Regions from separate parts of the Homo sapiens genome. Here region 2 is linked to region 1. A link is an interaction called in ENCODE POLR2A ChIA-PET data of the cell type or tissue named here. Cell type or tissue: OCI-LY7. All regions are shown on one strand. Links, peaks and the distances in the headings refer to the core of each region. The heading gives the core; the rest is flanking DNA.

Region 1 (7,156 bases), core at 2,065-4,564:
AGAGATGGAGTGTTGCTATGTTGCCCAGGCTGGTCTTTAAGCAATCCTCCTGCCTCAGACTCCCAATATGTTGGGATTGCAGACAGATGTGAGCTACCATGTCTGGCTCACTTGATTTTAAAGAAGTTTTGAACAATCCCTTTACGTGGCTTGGAGTACTGCTTGATGGTCCTTCTTTCTTCAGTGAGTTGACACAATTTTGTCATGATCAGGAATGGCAAAGTCACAGAAGCATACTAATGAGAAGACAACAAAAGTTACTCAACAGAAATGGCCCAACTGGCTTGTTTATGTGCCCTCTTGCAACCGCATGATCTTGAAAGCTGAAGCTGGGGGGTGCTTAATAATGTGAACAGAGTTGTTTATCTGCAACAGCTGTTAAGTGTAAAAACATAATAATCATTAGAGGATTCAATGCAATGTAGATTACCTTGCACTGAGAGTTAAGCTTTGATGAGTCATCACTTTTATTGTTGTTTATTTCTTCTAATTTTTCCTACTAGGCTTACCATTTTTAAATTAGTGAGGGAGGTGTTGGAGAGAGGGGTTTTGGCAGGTAGATATCTGCCCCCACCTTGATGGCACAGAGCCAGGGGTGGTGTGGTAGGAGGAGGAAATCCTCATTCTCCATTCCACCACCCATGGTGAGATGTACACTGAGGCTGTTAGCAACAGGGATGGAAAGAGCTCCAGATTTGATTCACTGTGATGCCATTCGAGAAGTTCATGACAGAGAGAGATTGTGAGAAAGGGAGAGAGTTGACATTATATACGTAAATAGTGAATAGTAGAGTGAGCCCTGACAGCCAGACCATAGTCTTTGCCTTCCCCTGTGCTTTGGGCCACAATGAAGAGAACTGGCAGAATGGAACACATTAGAGAGTGAGGCAGAGCTATAGAGTTAAATACACAGCCTTTAAAAAAATTATTAATAAACATTCCATAGGTTGCTTGGCCTTTCTAGGAAATAACTTGAAATATCATTTGATAGTCTGGTCACATGGCATTGAAACCTTTCTGAAGATTTTGTAAAGATTTGAATCTTTCTACAACCTAGATAACCTTGTAAAACCTATTGGAAATACAAATGCACAGAAGACACGATGTCCTTCACATGTATTTTTAGAATGAATGAACCCTCAATCTGGGCTCCTATTTAACATTATTTTAAAGCCAAAACCTGGGTTAGAAAAAATTATATTTTATTCAATATACATTTATATAATTGGGGATAAGAAAATCGAGTTCTATATACCAATGAGCCTTTACTTTGAGTACACCAAGCATTACTAGTTAGCAGATAAAAGCAGAACGGCTTATGCTGGATACATAGTTGTGCTCATGTTGTGATAACCAGAAAGGTGGGGGTGGCTGATGCTTCCACATCTCTACCTCAGAAGTGTGGGCTTCTGAAATAGGTACAAGCACCACATACTGTCTGCATAGTAACGATAAAAGAATGACTGCCAGTGAGCCGAGATCTTGCCACTGCACTCCAGCCTGGGCGACAGAGCGAGACTCCCATCTCCAAAAAAAAAAAAAAAAAAAAGACTGTCGTTGCCATTTGGGGGTTGGGGGGTGCTTTTTTTGGTATTAAAAAGGATTGGCCTTTTGGAATCATTGAAAATAACTGGTAATTTCTCAAGCACCTGCTTACTTGATCATAATCGATAGGGCCAGTGGACTCTGGAGATACCTTTTACAGATCACCATTTATTAAGCATCTCCCAGGTTAGCAGGGTGGTGACATTATGCCAAATATGTTTTATGAAAACATCACTTGTATTGACCTTACAACAAATTTATTATGTACCTTAAACATTTGCATTGCACATTAAATCTTTTCAACTTAATAAATGACTGAGGTAAATAATCAAAATATAAATTCTAATTGCCTGAGAAGACACCGAAAATTTGTTAACTCTTCCAAATGACTCTTTAATCACACAAAAGCCTGTTGACTTGTAGAGGTTGACCTTAACCTATGGTTTTGTCCATGGCTGGTGTTTGGAAAACACACTTCTTTCTTGAAAAGCCATCCTATAATATGTCAATATATTAACATATTATATTTAATGTTCCTGTTAATTATTCTGTAAAGAAAATGGGCAAGGTAAAATTCTGCAACAAGTTGTTTTTGAACTCTGGCCTTATCTGTAATAGTTCCCTTTGTTTCTTGGACCTGTGCTCTCTTTCCAATCTGTGTGCGCTTCCTCTTGTATTCCCCACCTGGGATTTTTTTCTCTTTCCTGCCTGTTTTAATAGCTATTGCTTTCTTAAAAAAACAAGCAAACAAACAAACAAAAAACAAAAACAAACCAGAGGATCGAGGCTTGCTAAACCCAGTGGCTTTTCTTGATTAATTTTAGGAGGCCATCATCACTCCAGTTTTACTCCAATTCTTATAAACATGCTCATGTGTACTTAGTGCACTGTGTGTGTGTGTGTGTGTGCATGTGTGTTTAATTTCAGGTGTGTTGGCTCTATCTTCCAGAAGTGTAGGACAAAAACATGTAGTGAAACAGTTAATAGAGACATAGTTACCCAAAAATATATGGACATTATTCTTGAAAACCACAAGAATGTAGGCTCTATAAAGACAGGAATCTTTGTTTTGTTCACAGATGATCCAGACTTCCTGGAATATAGTAGATGCTCAATAAATAAATGAATATCCAGAGTCCAACAATGTTCCCAATTGTAATTGTTCTCAAGGTTAATCTGCCATCAGATTTTTTTTTGGGACTATAAAAATCATGCACAGCTTTTTGAGAATTAATTTCCCTACTTGTGAAATAGTGATTATGATTGAGTAGGCAGGTGCTTGAGACATTACTTGCTCTTTCTCCAAAACTTTAATGACAAAATCCTTCAAGCTAATACTTTATGCACAGAATTCTCCATTCTAAAATCAAAATGGTCTGGGACAGAGAGTAACTGCTTTTGTTTCTCACCAGCATTAAGATGATCAACAGCTGCTAGCACTGCTGTATATTTTAAGTCACAGTTTGGAAATGAAATCAGTGACTGGCATCACCAATCCTTATTATCCGATGAACTATTGAATGAAACTTGTTTTTTATTCCATAGTAGTGCTTTGGAAAGGAGGACAGGCAAAGATTCATCCTTATGGTTAAACAAAATTGCAAAATTGTCGCCTGTAAAAGACATCTTTTTCTATTAAGAGATGCAAAGGCCTGGAAAGTGGGGAGATGGTATTTGCCTAGCATATGATTCCTCTGGAAATATTTGGATCAGACATGGCTAAGAATTCACACCTGTAAAATTCTTCCTTCCTTCAATCCCTGTAACTAATTTATCATCCTATTGTTGTGTTTGAATTAGCAGAAGTAAACCACAAGGCAACTGCTTGTCAAGAGTGCTATATCCATCTGAGGAGGAAAGTATTAAATTAGACCGGTGACAGGAAAGAATGGGAGCTTCCCATGCAGACCTGGCTGCCTGAAATCTGTAAAAGTTGTCAGTTATTTAGAGGATTCTCAGCAATGACAGGAGAGAGGCAGAGGGGGAAGTATTCAGGTTGCATTTCTGGGCGGAGTTCCTTCTACTCTAAACCTAACACTCTGAGAGCTGAAACTTGGCCCCTTTGCGAGATTAGGCTTCCCAAATTAGCTGTCTTTGGTGACAGCAAAAATACCTGCCTGTCCCCTTAAGCAAGACTCTCCACCTGAATGAGAAACCAGAAGCATGGCCCAAGCCCAGAACAGGTGTTTAACGGGGAAGCTGAAAGGTAGCAGGCTTCCACATGCAGAACGTTTGAGTCCATTGCTGTGGGGATTTGGCTGCATGATAAGCTTTTATTACAGTTAAACAAAATTAAAGGCAGAGTCTATAATACTGGCACAGAAGCTAAAAGGGGCATATTTGCTGGCTCACTTGGGAATCCTAAGTTTTGTTACATTTTTAGAAAGTGGGCATCTTTAATTGCCGTCAAAACCTGTGGTGAGACATAATGTTTATTTGTTTGTCAAGATGTTTCCAAATGTATTGCTGTTATTCTTTTTTTAAAAAACTGTACTTCAGTATAAATTCTATTAGTTGTTCTAAATAATACGTGACATATTGGAGGCAACCTCACATTTATGGACTTATTTTATTCACAAAGTACCTATATGAGGTCGGTAGGCTGAGGAGCATTATGATTACCTATTTTATAGACGAGGAAGTTAAGGCGATATGGAGAAATGATCTTATGTCTCTTTTTCTGAAAGTTTTATTCTGAGAAAACAAGTAACATCCCACTAGAAAAGTACAGATTTTGTCACAAAGACAGATTATAAAATCACAGGAAAGAAGCTGTAATTTTTTTGCCACTTCTTCAACTTAAAGTGGATATCCACAGCATTCATTCTCACTTCCCTCATTGTTTTCCTTTACACTCACTGTACAATCTAAACATACAAATGTATTTGCATGCTGCTCATTCCCTGGTCCCTCTCCCCTTTAAAGTGTTAGCACCATCAGGGCAGGCACAGTGTGGCTTTGCTGCTGTTCCAGTACCCAGTAACCCTGCTTGGCACCTAATAGGTGCTTGAAAACGTCTCTTCAAGGAACAAATGCTTAAAGAGTAAACATAGCAATATATTTATATTTGAAAGTATCAAAAAGTCAGAATATGGAGAAGTTTGGGAAGAATTAGTCCAGGTGGAAAAGAAATAAATCCTCTCCATTTGCTTGAGACAATTACAACTGTATAAACAATTATACATATCTCTCTTTTTTTCTTTTTTGACTTTGCCACTATATGTAAAACAAGGACTAGGAGCAGGGGGTATGCAGGCAATGCTGGCAGTTCTTAAGGAGTTATAAGCAGGAAGATAAGAGCTGTCTTGTGAGGAGTTATTATGTGGGGCCTTACACAGGGGCTTTGAATGTCCTGAAAAGTCCCAAAGTTGTGTACAGGCTTAGGTGAAGAGATTCAAGGTGAATTTAAGGAAACATCCTATCTTAACTCGAGTGTGAAAAGAAGCCTTGGTGGGTTGTAAAGAGTCATTAACAGGAGGTACGTGAGGAACGTGTTCAGTAGAAGACTAACAGGAAGCTTGTAGATTAGGAGTCTGCTCTCAGCTCTTCCCTGGACTGGCAGTGTAGCCTTGGTAAAGTCACTGAGCTACTCTGGGCCATCATTTCAGAGTTTGAATTAGAAAAGAGATTTTCCAGCTCTAAAAATCCATGCTGTTTTTACTCCTCCAAGTCTTGCTCTATGTTCTGTATTCTTTCTAGAAAAAGAGTCCTTATATATTTAATATTTGCACTTCACTGTTTTAATAAAAGTTGTTTTCGTGGGGGAAAAAAAAAAACTATATTTCTTTGTGAACTATACCTGCAGGAAGCCTAGCTGTTTGAACCATGAGGCTCTAAAAAAGGCTCAGGAGTCCACCTGGTGGTTTCTTACCCTAAATGCAAAATAAATGCATAGAAAGAAAGGGCCTTGTAAACCCAGTTAAGTACAGGAGTGATCTAAATCTTGGGCAGATTTTCATAAAATGTCTTGCCTATAGACTCACAATGAATTAGTTTCCTTATCTAAGTCCAGGTCTCTTCTAATTGTCTAATAAGATTGCCCTATATCCCAACATATGGAAAAGAGTTATTGTGCTTTCTGAAACATTTAATTGCTATTAGGGAAACTTTGGTTTGCCTCTTCTCGGGAGAAATAATTCTGGTACTGTGCTTTTCCCCTGCCCGATACTGTATTTTGATGCAACAGGATATTAATGGCTAGCATGAATTAAATCTAGGAAATTGGCCAATGGTCTGGCCAGTGCCACAGGTCAAATAGGCTATAAGTTGAGTCCAACCAAGAGAGGAGGAGAATGACAGAATAATGCACATGTAGGTTGGCCGGGCAGATGGCTACTCTCTTCATTCAAAAGCACTTAATAGCAATTCCTGCATGTACGGAATTCCAGGTCATCATGATCTTTACAGACAACTCTGTGATAACTTATCTGATTGTATCATAATCATTTAAGTCCGTGTTTATCTCCCTTATTAGTCTGGAATCTATAAGGGCAGGGACTGATTTATCTCCACACCCCTTGGCTTGAGCAAGTGCCTGGCACATCAAAGGTGACTCTACATTATTAGACAAACACTCTTGATTATTATTGTAACTATTGCTGTTTTTGTATTTACTATTATTACTTGAATGAAAAAAAGAACCTATCCAAATTACTGGTAAATAATGAATTTTAAATTTCCCCCAAACAATCATTTTAGAGAAAATACTCAGGAAAAAGGGATTTAGTTAGTTGATGAAATATTGTTTGATCTTACTCAAAATACACTTACCTTTATTAAATAACACAACTTGGATTCTATCTTCTATAAAAATACTGATAGAATATTCTCCTTTTCAATTGTGTCAGTGGGGTGATTGACAGATATGTGCTGAGACTGACTTGTGTGTTCAAAAACTAGTGCTTTACAATGTAGTTTCCTGAAATCCAAGATTCGGGAATATTCTGTTATTCTCCCTAGTGGGTAATGCCAGGAACCCTGCTATGTGATCTTACAAGCCTACCAGCTATTTTGAAACCTCACAAATTTATCTATCTCTTCCTGTTGTTCTTTTTTATAGCTTTGTTATATGCATCAAAATTATTTCCAGCACAATGCTAACCTTCTCAGGGATACATATGTTTAAAATAAAAGGGATTGGGAACAAGCTTAACATCCTTCTCTTAAAAGTAGCATACATTCTTAACATTAAAAGAAGCTGCCTATGGTCCTTAAGAATATATAAGAATAGTCCTATAAGAGCTTTTTCTTTCCTCATTTGTAAAATAATTTATACACATACACTTCTAATTAACATTTTATGTATACCTTCAGTTTTTTCCTCCCAAGCACTTGTGTTTATAAGGACACTGCTGTTGAGAGTAAATAATGATACAATTTTGGCCTTTATGATTCCAAACACCAGTAATGTCCTTTCCAGTGCCTTTTCACGATTTGTCTAATCCTCTATCGCCCTTTCCATCTTAGGCTAGTTGCTGTTCGTGTCCACAAGAGATGAGCAGCAATACCATTATAGGATTCCCTAACAAAAGCCTTCCACGATCATTTTCTAGCATCTTGGAGATTGACAAGGTCCCCTCCTGTTTCCCAAGCCCATTTCCCCCCTTATTCC
Region 2 (7,156 bases), core at 2,470-4,969, 410 kb after region 1:
TATACATCGTGATGGTGATCTCTTCATCTCTCTACCCAGTCTTCTCTAAGAAATATCCGAAACTGGATCATTTCAGCCATTGTAGTCTCACTCTCTCTTCCTAGGAATTCCCATAGTGCTTCCTTTTTGAAATGATTGTTAGTAATGTTTTTATTTTGCCTGGAGTGCATCACTACCTTTTATACATACATGCTCATCTCCAATCCCCCGACCATGGCTCTCAGGAAAGGGGCATCTTGAGTCCCTCTCATTAGCCCTTCAGCATGCAACCAAATGTATCTCAATAGGTTGATTTAATTTTTAAAACATGTTGATTTGGCAATCATATAGATAGAAGCATGTAGAGTATCCAGAATTCCAGAATTCCATAAATGTTAGCTGTTTTTCTGTTTTTTGTGTTTTTTTTTTTACCATTTATTTCAGGGTCAGGGGTACATGTGCAGGTTTGCTATACAGGTAAACTTGTGACATCGTTGTTTGAGGTACAAATTATTTCAGATTCTTTCTTAATCATATTTTATTTCCATAGTCACAAAAGAACAAAAAAAAATTTTTTTAAATCTTTGGGTTGGTTTTCTTTGGTTTGTGTTTTACATCCACTTAGTTTTATAACTCAGTAGAGCCTGCAAACAGACAACATTCTTTTTCATAAGATGAACTACGTCTGTATTTTCTCTGTACAGAAATAAATGTAATAAGCCAGGTCAGTGGTGATTAATTTCCAGAACAAAGGATTTACCAGGTGGAAAGCCAGAGGGTAGGCAGTATAAGACTTACAGGGACAGAACCCTTTGGAAGGCAGAATTCTATTCAAATTCAATTAAAACTATGCTCTCAATCCAAAGGTAAATGATTCTGCTTAAAGTTTTTTGTGCCTACTATTTCCCTAGGGCAAGAGCCCTGTAAGCAGATACCTTTAATTGTGCCAGCTCCTTTTGTATTTTTCACAATTAGCCTATCTCCAATTATATAAACACATACACGATTACAGTCTTTGGTTATGGAAGGTATTTACAGGAAAATAAAGGTAACTTTAACTTTGAGAGTTGGTTTTAGGACAAACAAGATTAAAGCTTATATGGATATACAAAATAATAGACTAATGCTATTGTCTGCTTCCCTTAAATTATTTTATTAGACGGAACATATTAATTATAATGAAAGCAAACTTGGACTCTGGGTTTCTAAAGAAAATTCCTTTGTAGCATCACAGCAGGATTTCCTACCATTTTTCTCTTTCTGATGAAATTAACTTCCCATAGTTGGTCAGCAGGATAATCTAATTTTAGCCAATCAGCTTGGGAGCTGCTGTTGACCTCACAAAGGGAGAGAAAGGTATCTGCAGTCATAGCAACCACTCGCTCAGCTCCGATCATCTCTCTGGACCCTTCCGCCTAATGACAGACACCCGCTTGCTTCTTAGATGATTAATCTTTTCCCCTGTGAACCTCCTTGAATACATTAGCCAAACAAGTCTGATAAATTTGTTTATCCCAAGACAATCATTAGAAAATTACCTGCAAAACTAATTCTCACTAGAGCAGTTTGTGAATGGAAAGCCATATGGCAGATAAAAACAGAAATATGCAATAAAATCTCTTGCTGTATGTCACAACAGGTTAGGAAACTTTTTTCCACTTTGAACTTTATCATTTTTTGCTAAATCACAAAAGCATATTAGCCTAAAAGCCATTTTCCATGAGCAAAAGAACATTGATTCTAGTCACTAGTCACTCCTCCAATCAACACTACACGCCTACTATGCGCTAGGGGCTGGGGATGCACCCGCGAATATGAGCTATTGCTGGCTTCCACAATCTCACATTCCAGTGGGAGGAGACAGATGTATAAATAGATAATTACAACATACTATAAGGGCAGTAAAAGAGGCAAAACTGTGGGCTCTGAAAGCATTGGAAAGAAGTGGATAACTGTTTTCCAGAATCAACTAAGATTTTACCGTAGCAACATTCAGATTAGGTAAAATAGCAGGACTTTTCCAAGAGATAGAATATTCTTGGCAAAGAAAATAGCATTGGAGAAGCATGGACTTATGGACAATGGTGATAAACTCCTGGGCAGCAAACTGCAGCAGCTGGGTATTGGCTACATCTTTTTTTCCAAGAAGTTGGACTGAAAAATGTGGATTGTAACGGGGTTGAAGTACCCTATAGGATAGCACATGTTAGGGCCTCAAGAAGACTGAAACAACGGGGATGGACAGGAAGGGCCACTTTGGAAGTTCTGATGTTGAATCAAAAGAATAAAATTGTTGGTGTACCCTTAGTGATGCTCCTCACTTATGGAAAGAAAGAGAAGACAATAAGCACGTGTGTGGCCACACTGCTAATATGGGCCATTTCCATACACAGTCACTAGATCCACCACTAAAGGGTCAGTTCATTGAGTGAGAGACAGGGCTGGGTTTCTGTGTTGTTAGGTGCTCCAAAATGAGAGAAGGTATTTAAAGCAGCTGATGAGACAACTGTAACTAGTTGAGTAGGGTTATTAGTGTGGGCAGAACCTTACTGACACTATAGGCTTTTATAAACCAACACTAGACAAACTTCACCAAAATCAGGGCTTGAGAGCCAGGTGTCTGGACCAGTAGCCAAAGCTGTCTGAGTCCAGGTGGTGATGCTACGAGTGGTAGGACAATTGGGCCCATGTCAGTTCTGCAGCCACGCTGTGATTTCACCAAGGCAGGCTTCAGAAACGCTGACTGGAATGAAAGGTGTCATGTAGGTAAGCCTATCATTGATTAGGTTCTCCAAACCAATTCAGGAGCTTTACCAGGACATGTGCTCTAGGTCTAGACTGCCCAAGCTTGAGAATTTCTACATCTGCGGTTCTGTGCGAGTATTCCAGTCCAGGTTTCTAATTTTCTCATGCCTTGCAAGAAGAATGTTGCCCACCATAAATCTGCTCCACAGAAGCCTCAGAAAGGAGCCAATCATTAGACTGAGGAGTCTCTATTTTCTATATTTGCCAAATTTTTAACGGTGAGCATGTATTAGTTTTGTAATGAAAACATGTTTTTAAGAGATAGAAATTTCAACATAAATTACCTCAAAAGCTGTTCTTCTGTAATAGCAAATACACAAGTTGGACACAATTATCAGAAGCACTTACACAATTATCTGCACTAGGCTGGGCATGGTGGCTCACACCTGTAATCCCAGTGCTATGGGAGGCTAACGCAGGGGGATTGCTCGAGCCCAAGAGGTCAAAACCAGTCTGGGCAACAGAGTGAGACCCTGTCTCAACACCCTTCCATGGCCCCTGCCAAGCAACTGCACTATACCAGGTCCTGTGCAAAGCCCTTCACAGACTTGAGTCATGTAATCCTCACAGCAGCCCCTAGAGAGGGACTCCATTTTACCAAAGAAAAAACAGCATTGGAAATGTACAACTGAAAGAAGGAAAGAAAAGAAAAGGAAGGAAAGAAAAAAAAAAAGAAAAAAGTTTTGTCAAGGTTCCAGATAAAGAGAATATTGCCTGGAAATTAGGTTACTACTAAAGGTTATTTTATTTTTAATTTCCATCCAATGACTATATTCTGAGCACCTGTATGTCAGGCTCTGAACTACAAAAAGAAACAGGTGTTCTGGTGGGGAGGCAGGCACATGGACAACTAAATATAAGATAATGTGATACGTTCCTTTAGAGTGGGCTATGCAAAGTGCAGATATTAGCCCATGTGAACCGTGTCTGAGGAAGCAACAGTTCCACTTCACTGTGTGCCAAGCTTCATGCTTGAGACCTGATAAATAGTACTTCATTTATACTGCATGACAACCTCAAGGGGTGCTATTTTTCTCTGACATTTTATAAATGAGGAAAATCAAGCTAAGAGGTTATAGAGCTTATCCAAAGTCATATAACTATTAAACAATAAATCTAGAATTTGAACCCAGATCTATGTAATTCTAAAGTTTGGGTGCTTTTCACTATGTTGTAAAGGTAGAAAAATACACTCGAGTCTGGGCGCGGTGGCTCACGCCTGTAATCCCAGCACTTTGGGAGGCCGAGGTGGGAGGATCAAGAGGTCAGGAGTTCGAGACCAGCCTGACCAACATGGTGAAACCCTGTCTTTACTAAAAATAACCAAAATTAGCTGGGCCTGGTGGCATGCACCTGTAATCCCAGCTACTTAGGAGGCTGAGGCAGGAGAATCGCTTGAACCCAGGAGGCGGAGGTTGCAGTGAGCTGAGATAGCACCACTGCACTCCAGCCTGGGTGACAGAGCAAGACTGCATCTCAAAAAAAGAAAAGAAAAGAAAGAGAGAGAAAGAAAGAAAGAGAGAAAGAAAGAAAGAAAGAAAGAAAGAAAGAAAGAAAGAAAGAAAGAAAGAAAGAAAGAAAGAAAGAAAAATACAGTCAAAGCCCATTTCACAAGTTTGGGTTTTTTAAGATTGGACAATCTATCTGTATTTAGAAACAAAATCCCATATTCACATAATGAGGGGTCCTTCCTTAATTTCCTTGTCTTCCTCATTCTTTCTCCACACAAGCAGACCAGGAGGCAGCATTTTCCAAAGGACAGGGACACAGGAAGCTGCCTTGTGAAAGAACATGTGTTTCAATTCCAAAGGACATAAGCTACAAGCTTAATATATATATAAATATATATTTTTTACATATTTTTAAATCTCTGCAGACCCTGGAGATTTGCTGGATACACCATTCTCTCCCTCCCACCCCCTTTTTGCAAAGGAGCTCTCCATCAATAATATTAGGTCCTCTGTCTTTCCCCTCTGAAACCCAAATTCAAACTATTGACCCTAATCTTACCTCTGGAAAGGTAATGCAATGTGTTTAAAACTCAGGGAGACAAGAGGCTGTGAGACCTACATGAGAATAAGAAGCCTTCATCGTTTAACCCAGGACTGCCACAAATTCTCAGGAGTATAAGGCTGAAAAAAAAAAGGACCACTTATACAAAATGACCTTTTTCATTTTACTTACATTAAGCAGAGGGAAGTAAGTTTTAGGACAAATCTATCTAGGCAAAATGTCTGAGATTCTCAGTGGGAAATGTGCACCTCTTTCTTTTTGTTCATCCAGACCTTGTTTTCTATGGGAAAAGTCACAAGGCCCCTGGGGCACAGGATACCCCATGAAGATATAGATATTTCAGGAAAGTAGAACCAGCAGAATGAGAATATTTTGGGCCAGGCGCAGTGCCTCATGCCTGTAATCCCAGCACTTTGGGAGGCTGAGGCGCGTGGATCACCTGAGGTCAGAAGTTTGAGACAAGCCTGGCCAACATGCTGAAACCCCATCTCTGCTAAAAATACAAAAATTATCCAGGCGTGGTGGCGCTTGCCTGTAGTCCCAGCTACTCGTGAGGCTGAGGTAAGAAAATCGCTTGAACCCGGGAGGCAGAGGTTGCAGTGAACCAAGATCATACCACTGCACTCCAACCTGGGCAACAGAGTGAGGCCCTGTCTCAAACAACATCACCACCAAAAAAAAAGAAAAAAAAAAAAAAAGAATGAGGATATTTGGTTCCAGGGCAAAGTCCTTCTGAATTAAACAAAGGATCTAACCAGTGGTTGGGAATACCAGAACAGGGTTCAGATGTCCTGGGAAAAGGATTGGCTGACAGCCTTTGGAAAGCTGTTGAGGTCCAGAAAGAACCACCATTTCTAGCAGTGAACTAGAAAGAAAACCAGAGGCCAGGACAGAAACTCAGACAGACCACATTAGTATCTGTAGAACAATCTCCTGTCTCCTGCTCTCCTACTTTCCAAGGTTTCTTCCAAATCATGTTGCACACCATTTACAGAAGAATTATTTCGCTCTCCTGCTCAAGAACTTACTATAGCTCCTTGTTGCCTCCTATTACTGAAGTGATCATACATCCTGATTTGCTCAGTCTGTCTTACACTTATTATCCTTGTGTAATTATTAATGGCATCTCCTATTGCCCTCAATAGTGTTCCATTTCGTTGATTAATCATGTGGTTACCATATCTTCTACTTACTTCAAACTTCTCTGCCCAATTTGCCATTCACTTTTATGCCCAGGAGTTCTCAAATAATTCTGTGCTCATTTAAAGGGATTACACTATATATACCATTATAGGTTGCCCCTGCAAGTTGAGTAGAACTCTTTACTGTCCTGAGCCATAATTCTTAGATATTCTAATAAGTTACATGTTTAGTAAATTACATATTCCAGTAAGCACAAACTCGTTTTTGGAGCTGCAATGTTAAACACAGGTGTAGTGGAATCCTGACTTTGCCACTGACAAGCTGTGTGGCCGTGAGCAAATCATATCTCCTCTCTCAAATGTTAGTTTCCATATCTGTAAGCACAGAGACAATCATAGAACCTAACTCATAGGGTTAGAAATCAGCTTTAGGAAAGAAGATCCAGGTAAAGTGCTTATTACAACCACACTGGCTAATGGTAATGGTTATGACTACCTCCCACCAACATCCCACTCAGCACAATGCTGCCTGATAGACGGCTCCACTACACAATGAGTCCTCACTTGCAGCAATGATATGCTGTATGCATTGATCACAATTTGGAGCCTTATTTGGCAAATGCTGGAGTCTTAGGTAGTGTTCCGCAGAAGCAGAGACTTCGATGGGGATTCTTTTCAAGTGATTTTTTAGGAGTGTTTTCTGGAGAGGGAGCATGAGGGATACAGGAGAGAATATGTGGGGAGGGGAGGAGATATTAAGCAAGATGTGATCTCAGTTTCAGATGACCTTCAGTTTGATCCCATCAGGAAACTCTGGAGCACAAAGTATATTATAATGTTAGCCCTAGTTTTAGCAAGTGGTCTCTATTAGTTTGTGATATCCATGTGGACCTGTTATTTCCCACTATGCCAGACAAACTCATGAAGACTCAGGTGGCTTGTGCATTTAGTATGTGTAAAGCAATGCATTTTTCAAAATCCCAGTTTCTTCATTTCCAAAATGGCAATGGTAATACTTATATTGTAGGTTGTTGTAAGGACTTAGAAATAAGACTCCTAATCCTGACAGCAAATGGGCACATTTTTTCCTCTCATCAGTCACATTTCTCTAAGTGTATTACCCATGGTATCTAGGTTCTTACTTACATGTCTTTGCTCATGATCTTTCTCCTCTCACACTTACCCCCAACCACGACCCCAGAAAACAGTGCCTGAGC

What was found. ChIA-PET counts read pairs that join two places held together with the same protein. Peaks named below come from ENCODE experiments on the same cell type or tissue, not always from the same donor. Only the 100,000 strongest peaks of a DNase experiment are listed, where the experiment ranks them.
Region 2: POLR2A ChIA-PET joins it to region 1 with 6 read pairs; 1 of 35 experiments calls an interaction of 5 or more read pairs at or near these places.

What each region holds. Positions count from the first base shown.
Region 1 is chr3:182,390,631-182,397,786 of GRCh38, reverse strand. No RefSeq gene overlaps it. Among named protein-coding and RNA genes, the nearest start is that of LINC01994, 92 kb to the left of the region's middle. In OCI-LY7, for the core only: no CTCF peak of the experiment used is centred there; DNase peaks (open chromatin) are centred at 3,616 and 4,446; H3K4me3 peaks cover 1,805 bases; H3K27ac peaks cover 2,448 bases.
Region 2 is chr3:181,982,130-181,989,285 of GRCh38, reverse strand. All of the region lies in intron 5 of LINC01206 (long intergenic non-protein coding RNA 1206), which reads right to left. Among named protein-coding and RNA genes, the nearest start is that of LINC01206, 33 kb to the right of the region's middle. In OCI-LY7, for the core only: a CTCF peak has its summit at 3,802; a DNase peak (open chromatin) is centred at 3,695.